5 separate regions of the Homo sapiens genome follow, and regions 1, 2, 3 and 5 are each linked to region 4. A link is a contact called in ENCODE Hi-C or POLR2A ChIA-PET data. All regions are on one chromosome and are shown on one strand. Each heading gives the region's core, a stretch centred on a gene start or an enhancer-like site at or near the end of the contact. The rest is flanking DNA. Distances are from core to core; before and after follow the strand shown.

The links. A loop is a pair of places that touch in the nucleus more often than their neighbours do. ChIA-PET counts read pairs that join two places held with the same protein, here RNA polymerase II (POLR2A). Pooled maps may share reads with other maps.
Region 1: a loop to region 4 is called in a map with no recorded cell type, with 15 times the contacts of the local background. The contact joins two enhancer-like sites. A Hi-C loop is called at or near these places in 4 of 37 single-sample maps with no recorded cell type and 7 of 50 pooled maps. POLR2A ChIA-PET finds 5 or more read pairs at or near these places in 1 of 52 experiments (CD8-positive, alpha-beta memory T cell).
Region 2: a loop to region 4 is called in a pooled map, with 5 times the contacts of the local background. The contact joins two enhancer-like sites. A Hi-C loop is called at or near these places in 1 of 37 single-sample maps with no recorded cell type and 6 of 50 pooled maps. POLR2A ChIA-PET finds 5 or more read pairs at or near these places in 1 of 52 experiments (activated B cell).
Region 3: a loop to region 4 is called in a pooled map, with 5 times the contacts of the local background. The contact joins the promoter of LINC01281 here to the enhancer-like site in region 4. A Hi-C loop is called at or near these places in 6 of 50 pooled maps. POLR2A ChIA-PET finds 5 or more read pairs at or near these places in 3 of 52 experiments (activated T-cell and activated naive CD4-positive, alpha-beta T cell).
Region 5: a map of B cell shows a loop between it and region 4 (7-fold over the local background). The contact joins the promoter of MED14OS here to the enhancer-like site in region 4. A Hi-C loop is called at or near these places in 3 of 168 maps with a recorded cell type or tissue (B cell, CD4-positive, alpha-beta memory T cell and naive thymus-derived CD4-positive, alpha-beta T cell), 5 of 37 single-sample maps with no recorded cell type and 10 of 50 pooled maps. POLR2A ChIA-PET finds 5 or more read pairs at or near these places in 1 of 52 experiments (activated B cell).

The regions. Positions count from the first base shown.
Region 1 is chrX:39,194,611-39,198,540 of GRCh38, forward strand. All of the region lies in intron 2 of LOC105373175 (a long non-coding RNA gene), which reads right to left. Among named protein-coding and RNA genes, the nearest start is that of LINC01281, 130 kb to the right of the region's middle. Within about 2 kb of position 2,126, at least 4 of the 41 ENCODE cell types and tissues checked have a DNase peak (open chromatin) inside an H3K27ac peak, as active enhancers do.
Region 2 is chrX:39,490,523-39,493,995 of GRCh38, forward strand. No RefSeq gene overlaps it. Among named protein-coding and RNA genes, the nearest start is that of LINC01283, 57 kb to the left of the region's middle. Within about 2 kb of position 2,214, at least 4 of the 41 ENCODE cell types and tissues checked have a DNase peak (open chromatin) inside an H3K27ac peak, as active enhancers do.
Region 3 is chrX:39,325,384-39,329,226 of GRCh38, forward strand. It overlaps LINC01281 (long intergenic non-protein coding RNA 1281), which reads right to left and starts at 1,979. Exons shown (of 4, transcript NR_038968.1): 1 at 1,840-1,979.
Region 4 is chrX:40,170,803-40,174,242 of GRCh38, forward strand. It overlaps a transcript of BCOR not described here. Among named protein-coding and RNA genes, the nearest start is that of BCOR, 75 kb to the left of the region's middle. RefSeq lists silencers at 1,208-1,267, 1,288-1,367. Within about 2 kb of position 1,314, at least 31 of the 41 ENCODE cell types and tissues checked have a DNase peak (open chromatin) inside an H3K27ac peak, as active enhancers do; they include B cell, where a contact is called at or near this core.
Region 5 is chrX:40,734,188-40,737,822 of GRCh38, forward strand. MED14OS (MED14 opposite strand) reads left to right here and starts at 1,503. Exons shown (of 2, transcript NR_169211.1): 1 at 1,503-1,603. It overlaps MED14 (mediator complex subunit 14), which reads right to left and starts at 1,355. Exons shown (of 31, transcript NM_004229.4): 1 at 1,011-1,355. The coding sequence starts at 1,225. RefSeq lists enhancers at 725-1,646, 1,647-2,567 and silencers at 963-1,342, 1,603-1,692.

The sequences.
Region 1 (3,930 bases), core at 876-3,375, 980 kb before region 4:
TTGGGGAAAAAAGCCCACTAGCCAGGTGACAAAGCATTTGGCTGGAAAGCAGAGAATTCAATATATTTTAAACCATGGGACTCCTGTGCAGAGGAAATTTAAATCTCCTTTTCAAAACATTTGCTGCACCTGAGGGTCCAGTATTCCCCATGTGCGCATTGCCAGAGTCCTTTACCCTCAGTGTGTTGAGCTGCAGTATGGGGATTTGACAGCTGAAGACAGCTCAGCAGGGTGCAGGAAAGCAGACATTTAATGTGCTTTGACAATACAAAGGGTTATATAAACGACCCAGTTTCTGTAATTTTGCTGTAACTGTCATGAGAATTGCTATAGACAGATACGGAGAAGGCCCTGTTTATGCACTTAAACTTTAAAAGGTTTAACCACTAAACACAGTCTCTTTCTCTTCCCCTCCCCTCCTCACAATCCTGCATTTAAATTGCATGGAGGTGGGGGTGCAGGGCCAGGGGATGGCAGTTGAAATAATGGGTTGCCTTTATCCGCCCAGCTTCTGGATCAGCGCCCCACTTTCTGACTCCTGGGCCAAGCACCTGCCCCTGGCCAGCCTTCTCTGGAAGATTTCCTTCCCTACCTGCTCGCGACAAGATGCTGAGAGGGGGAGGGATGGCAGGAAGTGAAATGCACTGGCTCTGAGCTTACGGCTTTTGCCCAATTTAAATCTGGTTCCCATCCCAGTGTTCAGAGCACGTTGCTGTTTGATTCTTGCCATCACGTCTTAGAAGACTTTGCCCAAGGTGGGGGTGGGGATAGTTCTAAAGCCAGACAGGCAGGAGGCAGGAGGGTTTATGCAGGCAGATACCACAGGCTTCCAAGCTAAGTGCCTTAGCAGGGAGAGCTCCCGGCTGCTGCTGACATTTCTCAGACAGGAGATCAATAAGTGGGCAGAGCTTGAAAAGCAAATCATGCTTCGACCTGCCCTGGGGAACCCTCAGCAACTGTCTTGGTAGAGAAGGTGTCCCAGAGGAGGCCAGGAAAGACAGGGGGACGCAGAGAGCCTTGATATTCTGAGATGGGGGCAGGGAAATCGAGACTGCCCAAGGAGATGAAAGGGGCAGATGCTGCCATCCTCCCTACTCCCATCCTCCCTCCACAGTTCTTGCTGAGTGTGTTAAGACCCCTGACTTCTGCCTCCTAGGTAAAACCAGACATTTGGAGGTGGATCTGCAGCTGATGTAGCATTTACAGTCCAAATGAGCTTGGCTTGAGCATGGAAAGCTGCTCCAGCTGAGAGACCCTCTATCTGTGGTTGAGCCCCTCCTACTCTCTGTCCAACCAGCACCCAGGAGGAGTTTAAATATTTCTCCACACTCCAATCACATGGTCAAGAAAATTTTCTAAAGCAGATAGTCATGCACTCACACACACAAAGTGGACCCCACAGAACTGGAAGTAGGTACAAAACTTGGTTCTGATCTGGTAAACCTGGTCCACTGCAATAATTTAAACTCTCTTTTGGAAATTCAGTCTCCTTGACTTTAAATTGTCCCTGTCTTAGTACGTTTCGTGTTGCTATAAAGGAATACCTACCACTGGGTAATTTATAAAGACAAAAAGTTTTTATTTGGCTCACAATTCCGATGTCTGGAAAAGTTCAAGATCAGGTATCTGGTGAGAGCCTCAAGCTGCCTCCACTCATGGTGGAAGGCAAAGGGGAGCTGATGGGTTCAGAGATCACATGGTGAAACAGAAAGCAAGAGAGTGAGGAAGGAGACGCTGAGCTCTTTTAACAAACAGCTCTCAAGGGAATTAATAGTTAGAACTCACTCACTCTTTCCAGAATGGCACCAAGCCATTCACGAGGGATCCACCCCCATCCAACACCTCCCATTAGGCGCCACCTCCAACACTGAGGATCAAGTTTCAGCATGAGGTTTGAAGGGGACAAATATTCAAACCAGAGCAGTCTCTCTCTCCAGTTTGCTTTCCTTTACTTGATCCTCTCCAAGATGGTACCTGGATATGGGGTGGGAACATGCTACATCCTTCTGGTGGTGGAGGAAGGGGATCTATCAGTGTTATCATTCCAATTCCTGGGCGCTTCATGTCTCCACCACAACAGATGTCCCACAACGCTGACAACTGCTGAAGTCTGTGGTTAGTGAACCTGTGGTTTCCTCTTTGCTGACTCAGTCCGTACTCAGCCCTTGCTGCTATTGAATGTCCCCTGAGACATGGTCATGACCTCTATTCAATCTCCCATTCAGGTGGCCCAATCCACTCACTTGACTCTAGAATTTTTTCCTTTTTTGAGCTCTTCTGCCTGTGTCTTGCCAACATCTCTGTTCCCCTAGGGGCCTTTGAGCATTTCTGGCATCTTTTGTGTGCCAAATGGAGCCCAGGATAGCTCAGGAATGCTAACTCGACTTGCTCTCTGCCTCACCAGTAGCTACTTGAGGTTACTGCGGGTACACAGCGCTAGGCTGGCTCCTCCTGGAGTCCCAGACAGAGAGTAAAATGACTGCACTTCTGCCATTGGCTTTTCCTTCACTCCAATTAGACAACTCCCCTCTCTGAAACTTTCATCCAGACAGAGCTAGAAGGAGCAGGATTTTCTGGTCTAGTTGAAGCTTCACTCATGCCATATATACTGTCTTCCTGATCCAAGCTTCCTCATGGTTTAGCCTTCATGGCAGAGGCTGGATGGAGAAAGAAATGGTTTCTCTTCTCAGTTTGGGTTCTTTTGAAAGCAAAGCATGACACAAAGTCCTGGGTGAAGGTAGCTTATTTCAAAGGTAATCCCAGTGAAGAAGTAAAGTGAATGAATGGAGAAAAAAGAAGGGATTAAGACACAGTAGGAACAAATATCAATATAATGGAGGGCAACAGGGACTGATTTCCCAGGAAAGCATATAGAATGCCTTGTAGAATTGTCCACTGGAAGGGCAGGAGGTTGGGGCATTTATTCACTAGCCACTGTCTGACCCTGGTGAGGATTGTCCCTGAGGATGTTAACTTTCTCCCATTTCTGAGCTACACAAGCACATGACCTGGGCAAACTTTCACATAAGTAATGAAGGTTCAGGGGCAGAAAGAAGACAGACGCTTGGCTTAAGGTAAGTCTGCCCATTGCAGCTGAGGCTGAAACTGGAGGTGGGCCAAGGGGGTGATGAAGGTCTCTAGAAGTGTCTGATATACTTCCCCAAAGGAAATTTAAATGAGGAGGAATTATTTAGACCATATTACTGTATGCCTTAAATATTTGGTCTAATCTCCTTGTTTTAATGGGAGAAAACTGAGGCTCTACAAAGTCCTGATTCACCCAACATCAAAATAGTCAAACCCTGAGCCATATCTACAACTTGAGTGCTGGAGATTCAGGTCAGAGCTCTTTTTACTGTATCATACAAATCCATTCAGCCAACAATAGAATCTTTATTAACTATCCATGATGTTCATAGGATTGTGAAGTATAACGATAGTTCCTGCTTTCAGGGAAGTTGTAATCTAGATGACAGAAGTTTGTTCCCCAGTCATTATATGTACTTCTTAGAAAGGTATTGGCTTAGGTATCCTCTATTCGATCAGCTAGTACTCCAGAAACATAAGGAAGAGACCAAAGGGCACCCAAAATACAGAGTGCTTATGAGAAATATGCACTCAGAAAGTTATAACTGGATATTAATCTGAGCTAGGAAGGTGTAGCAGGCAGTCTCTAAGAGTCTTGTTCCCAAGATCCCTGCCTCGTAGTATTCATCCCTGCCCTTGTGAAATAGTCTCCTCTTTGAGTATAGGCTGGACCTAGTGACTCACTTGTAATGGATAGATTATGGCAGAAGTGATGAGATGTCTCTTGCAAGATTAGGTTATAAAAAGACCATGGCTTCGGTTCTGGGTGCTTTCTCTCATACTCTGTTGTGTTGTTGGCTCTGGAGGTGGCCAGCTACCATGTCATGAGACAACCCACTAAAG
Region 2 (3,473 bases), core at 964-3,463, 680 kb before region 4:
GAGAGCATCAATCTCTGTGGTTCTAAGCCATCCAGTTTGTGATATTTTGTTACAGCAGCCCCAGGAAACTAATTCAGCCTGCTTGGCTGCCTGCCCCACCCATCCCTAGCTCCAGTGGATTCTGGCTGGGCCTTGGGGCCTCTTGACTGATCTGGATTTCAGTGCATTAGACAAGGGGAACAGGCAGCTTTGCCTCATGGGCGTAGCCCCACAGAACTGGAATGACTGGAACCAAAACCACAAATCTTCTTCCCCCTTTAGTTCTCAAAGGGCCACCATCTCCACCCCCAAGCCCACCTCAACCCTCCAGCCCCTTGGTACAGCCCTGCCATCTGGACCATGACTGTCTTGAAGGTGTCACTCTTGGAAAAAGTCAACAATCTCACATCTAAGGGCACTATTCCCACTAAAGATCTAGGGGAGCAGGTACAAACCAAGGGTCCCACAGTCTGTGTCTGGCCTCTCCAGCACGGTTTAAAAAAATGCAAATTGGTAGCCAATGTTTAAAAATAGAAAGATTTTATACTAAACATTTTGTCCATTTCTTCTTCAAAATTAGAAAATCTGTCCTCACCTACTAAAGCCGAGAAGCGGATGGCTCCCTTTTGGGTCTGGACATCCCCACTTAGCTTTCCACAACCCCAGTGCTCCCTATAACTCACTTCCAGTGAGGCCAGCTATCAGTTGCCATAAATCATTTTTTTTCATTTTGTGGGTCTGGTATGGTGCTATTAAGAGGAGAATGAAATATTTCCTATACCCATGTCTCTATCAAAGGTGCAGAAAAGAAAGGGCTGTGTCTTTAAAGGAAAATGGTAGTGAACATATATCTTGGTGGAATTGGAGACTCTTCTTATGTCATTACTATGCAAAGCATTTCCCCACAGAACACAACAAAGCCAAGGATGCCATTCTGGAATGAAAAAAGAAGGAAAAACCAGCCTGCTCATTCCCTTACATCCCTGTCCCATCCCTGTAGGAGGCTGACTTTGCAACTCATGCCGAAAAGACTAAAGGTTCTCGAATTTTCTCTTTCCAAGCTTCCCGACAACATGGCCCTAACCAGGGTTCTCTCTGATCTCTCTCCAGTCTCCCCCGAATTCAACGGGACTTTTCAGAGGAAACGTGATAAAGTTTGCAAAGTGCCACTTCCGCTTTTGAACAGCTTTTATGGTCTCTGCTGCCTACATAAAGCCCCGCCCCCTTATCCACCAACTCCTCCCTCCCATGCAGCCTCATTCTCCACTCCCCACCCCCAGTTAACTCCTCGACCCACCCTGCTTAGCCTGGCTCAGCCATATCTAACTGAGCAGACGCTACTGACACCAACAGAGTGTTTACCTCTTTGTGCCTTTGAGCTAGCTTTTCCTTCCATCTCAAATGCCTTTCTTTATGAAATTGAGGTCTTGCTGGCCTCATTATCTCACCCAGCTCAGGAGCTTGAGGATGTCATGGCAGACTCCCAGAAGTCAAATTTTCATGCAGGCCTCTAGATTCCTGGAAAGATGACTTCAAAACCTTAGAGTGTTTAATCGTGCCATCTTAGGGGATTTACTGTGCTTCTCTAATAATAGATGATGGCCGGAACTTGGCCTAGCCTCTGGGAGCAGAGCAAAGACTCCCAGGAGGCAGGGTTCTCCCCTCACCCACATAAGAAGGGTAGCTGAAGAGGGAGAGTTCTGGCAAATCCTGTGTTTGAACCTAGCACTGGGGATGTCAGTTCTGGACACCAGTCCCCAGAAAACTCAGTCTAAGTGATACTGTTTGGGAGTCTGAGAGTTTTGTAATCATTCTGAAATCAAACAACATAATTTCAGTGGTAATTACTTGAGGAGGACAAAATCATTGAACCTCAGAGGCAATAAAACCTCAGTGACCTGGAAACACAAAGACAGCTGTGGGCATCATGACAGCCTGGAGCTTGGGGGTGAGGATGAAGAGTGGACTGGGGCAAAGATAGCAACTGCAGGAACTTACTGGCAAAGAGAGGAGTCTGAGTGCCCCTGGAATTGTCACCTAAGCTCCTAACACTCCCCTTCCTATCATCTAGCCTCCATCTGCTAACAAACTCCTACTCACCAGCTATGCCCCAGGTGGAATATTTGCTCCTCTGGGAAAGTTGCCCAGATCAGTTTTCCTTTTCCTGTCCTCCAACTTGACGGCTTTCGTAATACCTTTGCTGCCTGAAGCTCAGTACAGTAGGCACCCCATCAAACAGTCCTTCCTCCTCCGTCCCCTTGCCACCACAAATTACCCACAGGCTTCACTTCCCTAATGGTGCACTCATATTTCTTGTTTTCTGTGGCAGCCCTTTGATAAAAAGCCAGTTCTCCCTCTTAGCTATTCTCTGCTTTGGACTAGGTACTTTGGACTTTCTGGAACAAACTTGCTTCAGCCGAGGCACAGACTCAATTCCCCTTTGCTCCATGCTCTGTAGCTGTGTGCCGACTCAGCTACTCCCGCACACAGCCCTGGCTTCCAGAACTGCAGCCTGGGCCCAGTTCCAAGGGCCTTGGTTGCACAGTGTGGGATAGTAGAGATCTCAGCAATCAGGGCCATTCCCACCTGCATGTTCCTGCTGCTCATTCATCCTGCATCTCATTTCTAGTACCTCCTTGTATCTTTGTCTTTCTTGCCAACCTGTGCTTCTCAGAGGCCGAGACTCTGTTTTATCTTTCTATGTCTCTTCAAAACTTCATATGAGGCCTGACATCTAACAAATTATGATAGGTAATATTGTTTGTCCATCATTCTTTACTCCTTGTCCCTGACACTTTTTACTGTGGACAAAGTATATTTCCCCATCCTCTGACTCTGAGCTTGGTCATGGAAATTGCTTTGGCCAGTGGAATGTGGGTGAAACTGATAGTGTGTCAGCTACAAGTTAAAGCTTTAAGCTTCTGCCAGCCCTCTTGAAGCTTCTGTCCTCTGTTATGAAATAAGCATGCTCCAGGTAGCCATTGCTATTTCAGCCAGGGTCTCAGAATAAATCTATGTGGAGCAAGTATGAATCCAAACTGAAGTCTGGATTCAAATCTAGCATGGCTTGAACTGTAGCCAACCTCCACATTTGTGAGTATGAAATAAATGTTTGCAGTCGTAAGTCACTGACATTTGGGAGTTGTTTGTTACACAGCATGATTACAGGAAAAACTAATTAATACACAGTCCCTAAGGAACACTTCTGAGGGATAAACCAGTGGGGAACAAATAAGTGAAAGTAAAACTTACTCTCAAGAGACTAAGCTTAGCTCCAAATATAATTCACAGTAAATCAGTGGTTCTCAAAATGTGTACCCCAGCCCAGCAGCATCCATGTCACCTGGGGATTTTTAAGAAATGCAAATTCTGGGGCCTCTCCCCACACCTACTGAATCAGAAACTCTAGAGGTGGGGCCCAACAACCTGTATTTCTATAAGCGCTAGAGGTGATTCTAATAATCCACCCTTAAGTTTGAGAACCTCTGCAGTTA
Region 3 (3,843 bases), core at 729-3,228, 840 kb before region 4:
ATTCTTTGAATGATAAAAAAGAGACATAAAATTAAGATATTATTTATAAATATATTTATATTCATAATATAATACTAAATAGAAAAAAATGACATTTTCTGTAACTGACAATGATAAAATATTCATTTTAATATTTAATTATTAAAGGTTTACAATATGCCAAGTGTTGTGAAGCACCTTATATGCACTAAATTATTTAATATTCTGAAAAATCCTATAAGTTAGATACTATTATTACTCTCATCTTACAGATGAGGAAACTCAGGGCACAGAAAGACTAAGGAACTTACCCAAGGTCACACAGCTAGTAGGGTGCTGAGTTCAAATTTATCCCCAGCTGCTCTAACTAATCAGCAATTAACCACTACCATAAAATGCCTCTCATTTGCAGAATATTTTAGGAGAGTTGCAAGATCAGAACTTATTTGTAAGCAGGAATTGTTCTGTTATTAAAAAACTTACAACAGAGACTAGAAAAAGAAATATATTGCTCATGTGAGTAAATATTTACATACACCAAAATATTTATGTTCATATATGTGAGTACTGCTTTCCACAGGGGGAGAGGAAAACGTGTAAATATTTACTCACTGGAAATAGCTGACAAGTAGTTAGGAAATAAGAATATTTATACTGTACATTGGTTTTGTGCTGTCAAATTGTTTCATCTGGAGTCTATGCACTAATTCCCAAATTGGACATGCAATACAAGAATCCTGAAATTGTAAATTCAGAGCTCCATTTGGAGTTACCTAACTTGGTTGTGAGACTAATTTCAAAACAAAGTTAATTCTGATTTTTCTAAATCATATTTTCTAAAAATGTACACTGCTTTTTAAGATGTCCTGATTCTTTCTAGGAGAAATTATCCTTAGGCTAAAAATCAAAGGCCCTGTCTTTATGCCCTGAGCCCCATGCTGTGGGTTCTTGCTAGGAGACATACTCTGGGGACCACTCCTGGGCCAATAGTTAGAAGTGGTTGGGAAGCAGGTCAAATAGTTAATAGGCCAGACAATGGCCCAGATTGCTAGTGACTCCCAGACAGCCAAAGATAGAAAAATTTTCAAATAAAAAAATTACATAAGTAGTTGGGATTTTGAGAGATATTATAATGAAATAGAATTCAAATAAATGAATAAATATATATTATGGACCTAGTGTACTGGCTTTGGACTGACACTTTCACATGCCACTGTGTTTAGTCCTTACTGCAGCAGATAACTTTTGTATCAGTTGGATAACCTTTAACTGCAAATAACAAAAAATCTCAGTGCAACTGATTCAAACAAAGGATTTACTCCCTCATGTAATAAGGAGGTCTAAAATGTGGATGCTCTAGGATTGGTTAATTCAGTGATTCACCTCAGTCATCTAGGTCTTATGCTCTTTCTATCTTTCCCTCTGCATTCTTGGTATATTATTTTGTCCTTGGCAAAATCGCCTCATGGTCGCAAGACGGCTGCTGGAGTTCTGGAATTCATTTGCAGATATTATAAGGTGTAATAGAAAAAGTAGAGTTTTTATCTCAATACATCTCTCTTTATCATCCAAATCTTTCCCAGAAGGCTTCCAAAGCCTTCCCCTCCCAGAGCACTGGCCAGAATTAAATTACACACCCATGAGTAACCAATCACTACCAAAGGGAGTGGGACCATCATACTTAACTTAGGCGAATCATTTCTTGTAAATTTGAGAATTAGGGCATAGACTCCAGTTCTCTGGCTCGTGAGGCCAAGACTACAGCCTGCTTCCTTTGAAGCATGTGGCCTCACTGAACAAGGAGGATTCCTGAATGACATTGAGGTTTTGTAAAAAAGGATAAAGAAGGTAAAAAGTTACCGGGTAGGCAACAGGGTCCACTGCATCCCATTTGAAACGTGGGGAAAACGAAGCTCAGAGAGGTTGTGACGTGCATTTAATAAATGCTACAGCTGCAATCCAAATCCAGAGTCTTTTTCTGTCAATACCATGGCTGCCTTAAGTATCTCCAACTGCTGTTGCTTTTATGTTACTGGAACAGTTGGGTGCGTGGGCACAACTGATGTTTTCCACTGAGCTCCCTTCTCTATTTCCTGTCTAGACGATTGTGAAAGGGCTGCTTGTGTGAATTTAATTCACTCATAGGCATTACCCACCTGCCACGGGCTACAAACCTCATTCCTCCCTCCTTCTCCAGCAATATTGTCAAGAGGCCACACTTTCCCTAGCTTGGAGATCTGCCCAGAGGAGCATCTCTGGACCTAGGCGGGAGGAGTGAAAAGCCAGGGAAAGGACTATGGCTCCTTGGCCAGCACTATTTTTGCTGCAGGTGCCTGAGCTTGTCCCACACTCTGTCTCCACCATGCTTAGATTCTGGCTTCCCAGTGCTCAGTTCCTCCAGCTTGGGTTGTATATTGCCTGTCATCCAGCTCCCTGCCCCTCTGGCCCCTGCAAAATATATGCTCCTCTTTCCTTATGATGATGTCTTCAGTATCTCTGCATTTCTGGAGCCTTCCCTGTCTCTTTGACATAGACCAGGGTGCTCCTCTTTTCAGTTTCCTTTGCCTTTAGAACATTCCTCCCCTCCCACTTAGGGTATTGTCTTATATCAGGTTGTCATATATTAGTTTGTTTCCACATTATATTGTATTTCCTGGGGATGAATCTACATCTCTTCATCTTGGCTCAGTCGGCCCCAGTGAAGATCAAAATATCTTTAGCATAGTGGCAACCATCTTCCTTGCAAGGTCTATACACATAAGTTTTTACACAGTTTTTGTGAGACTTTTAATAAGTTTTTGTTTATTAGCTAATGAAGGAAGAAGGAGATTTATTCATGTTTGTTTGCTTTGTTTATGTGTTTGGTTTGTTTGCTTGTTTGTTCATTTTTAATGCTAAAACAGTAGGAGAAGAGAGAGAAGAGAGATAAGAGAGTAGAGAAGGGGCACCATGGCAGAGGCCACTGGTCACCTGCTTAAATACCCTAAATATTTTCCCCTTCTTTCTTATTAATGGAACCTTCATTTTGTTCATGGTGGCCCAACTAGAAGTCTATATTTTGCAGCTACCTTCAGCTAAAGGTAGCTACATGCTACAGCTCTGGCCACTGAAATATAAGTAGAAGTTAGTATATGGGCTTTCAAGAAAGCTTGCATGGTAGAATCTTTTGTGCACGACCCAGATCTCTCTTGTTGATCCGAAAAGGTCTCCGTGATAAATCTCCCACATGCTAATGTCCATCTAAGAGTCTGAATTCTGGGCAGCCCAGCCCATGACAGCTCCTTAAAAAGGGAGACTCAGCCAATTGATATTTTTTGATCTTTGACCTTCTTTTTCCTACCTTGTACAAAACATTATAAAGAGGGCAGAGAGCCATCTTGTGACCGTGAAACAACAAGCATAAAGTTGAAAGCCACCCATTCAGGACAGCCAAATGAAAGCATGAAGAATCCCCCTGTCTTGGTGGCATTGTAGAACCATGGTACAGTCCTAGACTGACTGACTACCCCTGAATTTCGCGGTCTGTGAAAAATAGAAGCAAATCACAATTTGACTAAGCCACTGTTATATGCAATAAAACCTATTTCTACCTGAAACAGCTACCAATAGCACCTGAAGGACAGTTTTGAGCCCTTGTTAAAGAGAGAGTCACTCGCTTAGTAGTCAACAAACAGTCAATATGTCTCTTCTATTATCTTCAGCTCTGTGCCAAGCATTGGGGAAATAGCATTAAACAAGACAGGCAAGGTCCCTGCTCTCATAGAGTTTACATTTGCATAAAGAGAGACAGAGAAATATGTAAACAAAATGAATAGACAAGGTAATTGCAGAAAGTGATACAGGCTATGAAGGAAATAATCACTG
Region 4 (3,440 bases), core at 64-2,563:
GCTTTTGGGTTCCCTTTATCTCGAACATTGTTGCGTAGATTTGAGAAAGGGCTGATTTCTACTTTGTTTTCTAATCAGCAAGTCACTGGTTTTTCTACCTAAGAGAGACTGAACATTAACCACAGTGAAGCAGAAGGGTTGAGCCGCATTTACAAAGTGCCTTCACATTTTGGTCCTCAGAAACCCATCCGAGGGGGACAGAGTAGGTGTTACTGTTCTGATTTTACACATGAAGAGACTGGCCACTCGCCCCCACAAATTTCTGGAAGCTAGTCTTCCTCACTGAACTGGAGCCAGAAGCCATGTGAAGCCAGCCTGCTCCTGCCTACACCCTCCTTCCTCCAGGTCAATGTCATTTAGAATATATTGCATCCTTTTCTTGGATCTGTCTGCTAGGACCCGGGCCACCCTCCTGCTGGAGGCAACCCCGACAGCCCATATTTTAAGCAGCTCTTTTCACAGCCTGCAAACCTCACGGATTGTCTCTTACAACTGTCTGTTTACTCACTTCCCTCCACCCAGTCAATTCCGACTCCAGGCCCGGGAGGACAATTTTAAAGTGTTTCTGCAGACAGACCCTCTGGCCGCGCCGGAAGTGTTTTATGGACCTGTGAGCCGAGTTAATCCCAGGAGGCGCGGCTGGATTAGTCCCGGGTATGGGTGGGGGATTCATGTGTTTAGGTTTAATCCCCATGGGGGGGGGGCGTAAGGAGAATGGGGGTCGGGTGGCTTCAGCAATGTGTGCCCCCTCCCCATTAAACTCCGAGATTTGCGCTAGAGCGGATGGAAACCGAGGCACGCAGCCCTCGACCCCGGCCAGGCGTGGAGTAGGGGAGCAGGGGGTGCCCCGCGTGGGCGCACCCTAAGAAACCAGTGCGGACATGGCGAGCGAGACCAGAGCGCAGTTGTGTGTGGTTTTTCCCCAGGTTTTTATTCTTCCAGCCCTGTGGAAAGGAGGAGAGCCGCAACCCGGAGAGGGAGCCGGAAAGAAACACTTAATCACCGGCGTCTCGCTGCTCGTCACGCGAAGATGGCAGCGGCTCCCCTGGGTTTCAAGGTTCCGGGAAAGGCGTGTGTTCTGCCTTAAGGCGCGCGGGCTGATGCGCTCTCTCCCTCGGCTCGGCGGCCGGCTCCGGCTCACAGAGCCTCTCTCAACGCCGGCAAGTGCAGCCGGGCCGCCCAGCCCCCAGGCCAGCCTGGCCCCCTCTGGGCCTGGGGTTGGCGAGGGCAGCTGGGCGTCTGCGCTGCCCAGCCCAGCCGCGGATCCATGGGGTTTCGCGAGCTGAAAGTAAAGGCTTGAGGGAGTGGGGACACCCACACCGACCCGCGGCACGCAGGGGAGTCAAGCTGCGGCCAATGCAAGACGAGCAGGGTAGACTACTACTAGCGGTGGCCGGAGGCTCAGCCACCTTCGCGGGAGAGGGGATTTACCGCCACCCTCATCCACGCGCAGGCCCCACCGCCCGGTCCTCTCCTCTGATCCCCGGGCCATTGCGAAACACGGAGCGAACAGGTCCTCGCCAGCAGCCGTCATTTCCCGGGAAGATGGGAACCCACAAGCCTGACTGTGCTTCCTAAGGATACTAGCGTGCGCGCAGACCTTGGGGGGAAAGAGGGCAGCGCGGTCTCCCCGACCCGGACTCTTCCCTGGCGCAGCACACAACCGCCACGGGCTTCCGAAGCGCCCGAGCGGGGAGGAGGAAGGAAAAGCGGAGGCCCGGGAGGCGGGCTGCGCGCTTGGAAGCCGTGTGTGTTTATGTGTCTGCGCGCGCGCCCTGGCCGGACGGGTGTTGAGGGGAGAGTGATCGTGAGCAACCCGGAACCAGCAGTCCCAACCTGGACTGACGAACTGGGCTCTCCAGTCCTGGGCCGTGGGGCTCCATGCCTCGGGCTGGCGGGACAAGCGGCGGGGAGCCCGGAGCTTCGGAGCCGCCGCCGGGCATCTAGCCAGCTCCGCGGGAGAAGCCCGGGGGCGCGTCGGGAGCCAGGGGACTGGTGTGAACTAGCCGCCCCCGCAGGCGGACGTTTAGCTCCGGCACCCGGGAGCACTGACACTGGGCGATAAGGAGTTCCTCGGCAATCGGCTGTCCCCAGTCCCCAGTCACCTCCGGCGGACGTGACCGCCGGATGCTATGCAGCTAGGTGGGCCAGGGGGGCCTTTGCATTGCCTTCCCTGACCCCTTCCTTGCCGCGGAGGAGCCACAGTAAGATGCCTCTGTACGACTCTCCAGAACTTTCTTTTGCAAAATAAAGGCCAAATGTTGGGCCTTCTAGTCTCTTCATATTTTCCTTTGGAAGGTTGGGGTCCAGGCAGTCCTCTCGAAACAACCCCCAAACAGATCACTTTCATTACAAAACGCTAGAGAGGCAACACAGCCCTATTTCTCTCTCTGGTCAATCCAGGCCCTATCTCTCCCTCTGGTCAATCCAGGCCCTATTATCCCAAGCTGTGCGGCTTTGGGCAAACCGCTTAACAGTTCGAAACCTCGGAGTCCTCATCTGTAAAATAAGACCAATACTATTATCTACCTCGTAGGGTTGTTCTGAGGATAACATGCCTCCATACATAAGGTGCTTAGAACGCTGCCTCCAGTACAATGCTACGTGTGTTTGTTACTATGATCTGGCACTCCCTTTGGATGGGTAGGGAGTACAAAGTTCCGGGTTAAAGTTCCTGGAAGTTTACATGGAGCCAGTGGTCTTGGCAGGGTGGAAAGGGCACTATTGTATGGCCACTGAAAAGTGAAGGCCAAATGCCCTCAAACTGTCTAGGTCTCCACTAGACCGTCCCATAAAGGCTTGTGTGTGTGTGGTGGTGGATAGGAGGGAGAGTCCTTTTTAATGGTGCTCATTTAGACTGGATTAATAGCAAGTTCCGTCAGGGCTCAGGCACCATTACCCACTCTCTCCCTGCAGCCCTGGGGAAGAGCGCTGGTTTCCAGGACCTCCAGCCTACTCTTCCAGGACACCTTTTTTGATGGCTGAAGGCCACCTCTTTAAATCAGTTCTCGGAGGAGTTGGCCAAAAGCCATGTCCTCTGGGATGTACTTTGGTCTAACACTGGTGCAGGGCTGGCGTATGGCAGGCCTTGTCCCTGGGCCGCTGGCGGGCCACATTTTACTGGTGCACAGATGCAAATACCACTTCTGTAGACAGAATCGGTCAGACTTCTAATTTCAAAAGGCTTCCCATTACCTTTGAAATGGCGACTCTGGCAAAAAGGGGAGGAGTTGCGGCAAATAAGAGCCTAGGGAGGCCTCGGCCTCCCCTGCTTGGCCTCTCCAGGGTCACCCATAATTCATTAGGTGAGGCTGCCTTTTCCTTTTCAAACACAACGCAAATGGCCTTTGCCTTAAGTGGCTACCGGCGTTTGCCTAATCACTGAAATGTGCTGGCAGTGCGCTCTAGCTCTCAGTAGATCCTTATCGGAACTGTGCGTG
Region 5 (3,635 bases), core at 253-2,752, 560 kb after region 4:
TAGTCCCTAAACCTGACAGCGATTTAAATTTCTCATTAGCCATGGGTAGGCTTCTTTAACACTACTTTTTTCTGTCCCATTCAAAAAAGTACAATACATCAAAACTGAGAATGACGTTTTACAGGAGTTAAGTAGAGCCTACTCTTTCAGTCATCTGCAAACAAGTATCTGTTATCAGTCTCTAAAAACAAATTACTGTGACGCTTTAGAGCCTAATATCTGCATACTAATGTATCTCAATTGATAACCCTGATCTGAAGTCTTGCAATAGATAAAAAATAAAATTCTGATTAACTTTTTCTGAACCTGGGTTATAAGATGTACAACAGAGTCCCAAAATGTTACGGTGCCTTTTCTTCACACACTGAAATTCGTTAGTATATTCTGATCCTATTCTGAAGGGATTAACAACTTAATCATGCCCCAAGGCATTTCATGGGTAACTAGGTGATTTATAAACCCCCTTCATACTCCAAGAAATAACAGACTACTTACAAAAAAATTTTACTCACACTAACTTCATTAAGACCTCAAACACTCAAAAGTTCCAGAAAAAAAGTACTTTGAATTCAAATTTGTATTTTATACACAACGTATGTAGCTCCTGCATTAACTTAGAAGCAATAACAGCTTACATTTAAAACGTATCGTCAAGAGGCTGTAATACAAATTTCCCATCTATAGAGTTTTTTCTAAAAGCTCGAATATTATGTATTCCAGCCAAGAAATCAAGAGAGTTCTGTTGGGAACTCGGACAAAAATTTCACACAATTTTCAGTGGAAGTGTAACAACACGCAAAATTAACAAGTCTCTGTTGCATCGTTGCCAGGAAGACCCCAGATACAAAGCTTCTTCTCCACCTCTGCTGAACCCCAGGAGTTCAAAAATTCTAGACTAAGCAGTCCAGCGGAGAACACAGCAGCCTCTCGGGGAGAGGGAGGTGCAAACGTCTCAGCCGGTTGGGCGGGAAGGGGGGCTGGGGAACAGGCAGGGGTTTCGGGGCACTTACAGGTCCGTCAACACCATAAGCTCCGAGTAGGCCCGGTGCAGCAGAAATTCAATGAGGGTGCTCAGCCGGTAGCCCGGGCTAGCCGCAGCTGCAGCGGCCGCCGCCACGGCGGCTCCCGGGGGAGGAGGGGCTGGGGCTGACGGGGGTCCGCCGCTGCCCCCGCCGCCGCCTCCGGGCGGGACCAGCTGGTGGTTCTCCAGCTGCACTGGGGCCATGGCGGCGCAGGACCGGGCTTGGCGCAACGGCACACGATGCGGTCCTCGAGCCTCCCGGGCGCTCGGTCACCGCGCCGAAACGGGAGCGGGCAGAGTCGCCACCGCCTACCGCCGGGCCGCCTCAGAACAGGAAGCCGTGCGCCGACCGCGGAAGCCCGCCCCCATGTAGCGAGAAGTCCGCCGACCCCAGGGACAGGAGCGAGGGGCGGGGGGAGGCGGGGATGGGGGGGAAGCAGGGCGGCCCCGCAGAGGGGAAGCTGCGCCTCCGCAAACGCTCAGAAGCAGCTTCGCCAGACAGCCGCAACGTACATGTTGACTGCCCGAGGCGGAAGTCGATCGGCAGAGCGGAAGGGGGACCTGCAGAGGACCTTCCGACAGGTCTGTGTCTGTTCTCTCAGCTGTCTAGCACCGCAGCGCTGGGGGGCGCGTGGGAGTGAGGCGGTACCTGTGAGCGCGCGGGAGAGCGGAAAAGGGAGCCGCGCGCCGCCGGAAACCAGGGTGAGGGCTGAGCCGGAGTCGTCACCGGGAACGTCAGCAGTTGCCCCGCCCTTACCCTCGCCGCTCTCCCTCCCGCCTCCGCCCCCTGGCGTTGTAAAGGCGACAATTTGCCCAGAGAAATCCACCATCGCTTCCTAAGTGGGGCACAAACACAGCCAGGGGAGGCCTCCTCTAAATGTTCGTGAATTCTGGTTCTGGAATCGCGAAGAAATGGGAGCGGCCGCGCGCTTGTGATTCTCAGGCCTTTGCTCCTCCCATACACGTCCACGGCGCGTTACGTGGGAGAACGTTTTCGCCCCTTTTTTTTTTTTTCCAAACTGTGGGAAAAGGTGCTAGAAAATATGATTGCGGGTAGAGACAGGGCCGCTGGCAGAGTAACTCAATTTTAATAGAGTCGGGTGTATGCTGAGGTCGTCACCATCCCCCAAATCCTGTCAGTCCCACACAAAAACGGCCCTTAAATCCCCTGCCACGGGCTCTCATATAGTTTTTGTCCTTGCTCTTGCAGTCACCGCTCTATTCTGAAGGGCTTTTCAGTTCATCCATGCCTACCGACACTCCCGTCCCCCCCATCAAAGTCCACGTTTAATTTTTTGTACCTGCTTTAAAACAGCGATTCTCAACCTTGGCTGCACTTTGCAATTATCTGAGGAGCTGTTTTTTAAAAAAATACTTAGATATATGGGTTCCACCCCTGTAGATTCAGATTTAATTGGTCTGGCTTGAGGTCTGGGCTTGGGGAATTTTTGAACTTTCCTAAGGTGATTCTAACATGCCCTAACGTAGAGATTCACTATTAGAAGCATTCGTTGCTGCGACCCCTTTCAAACATCTTTTTGCAGTTTCATCTCCTCTTGGTGTAAGAGATGTTCATGATGTTCCCTAAGGTTAGAATATTCTTACTGTCATCACTTGGGTAATTCTTTATCATTGTTGAAAGCGGTTCATCTGCTTCTGAAGGTGTAAGCTCACTTGTTCCCTCCCTTGGTGGTCCTAAAGCACATTGAAACAGAATATCATTGTGCTAGTTATTAAAATGCATTGGGATTATTTATACCCCTTACAGATACAGTTGCTGGAAGGCAGCTACCTTATTTTTAAATATTATTTTTATTTTTAATTGATAGTATATACTTATGGCATACAATGTGATGTTTTGAAACATGTAACCATTGTGGAATGAGCAAATCAGGCTATTAACATCTATCAAATGATATACATACTTACTTCTTTTGGTGAGAACATTTAAAATCCACTTTTAGCAACTTTGGAAGATACAAAAGGTTATTGCTAATTGTAGTCACATTGCTGTGCAATAGATCACCAGAACTTATTCCGCCTATCTAACTGAAACTTTGTACCCTTTGACTAATATTTCCCCTTTCTCCACCCACTGTCCTACCCGGCCTCTGGTGGTAACCACCATTCTACTCTTTACTTTTTTTTTTTTTTTTTTTTTTTGAGACAGAGTCTCGCTCTGTCGCCCAGGCTGGAATGCAGTGACGCGATCTTGGCTCACTACAACCTCGCGTCCCAAGTTCAAGCGATTCTCCTGCCTCAGCCTCCTGAGTAGCTGGGATTACAGGCACGTGCCACCACGCCCAGCTAATTTTTTTTAAATTTTTATATTTTTAGTAGAGATGGGGTTTCGCCATGTTGGCCAGGCTGGTCTCAAACTCCTGACCTCAGGTGATCCACCCACCTTGGCCTCCCAAAGTGCTGGGATTACAGGCATGAGCCACCATGCCCGGCCTGAATTTCATTCTTTTTTAAGGCTGAATAGTATTCTGTTGTATATTTATACCACATTTTTTAATTCATTCATTGGTTGATGGACACTTTGATTCCGCATCTTAGCTATTATGAATAATGGTGCAATGAACATGGGAGTGCAGATATCTCTTCAACATAC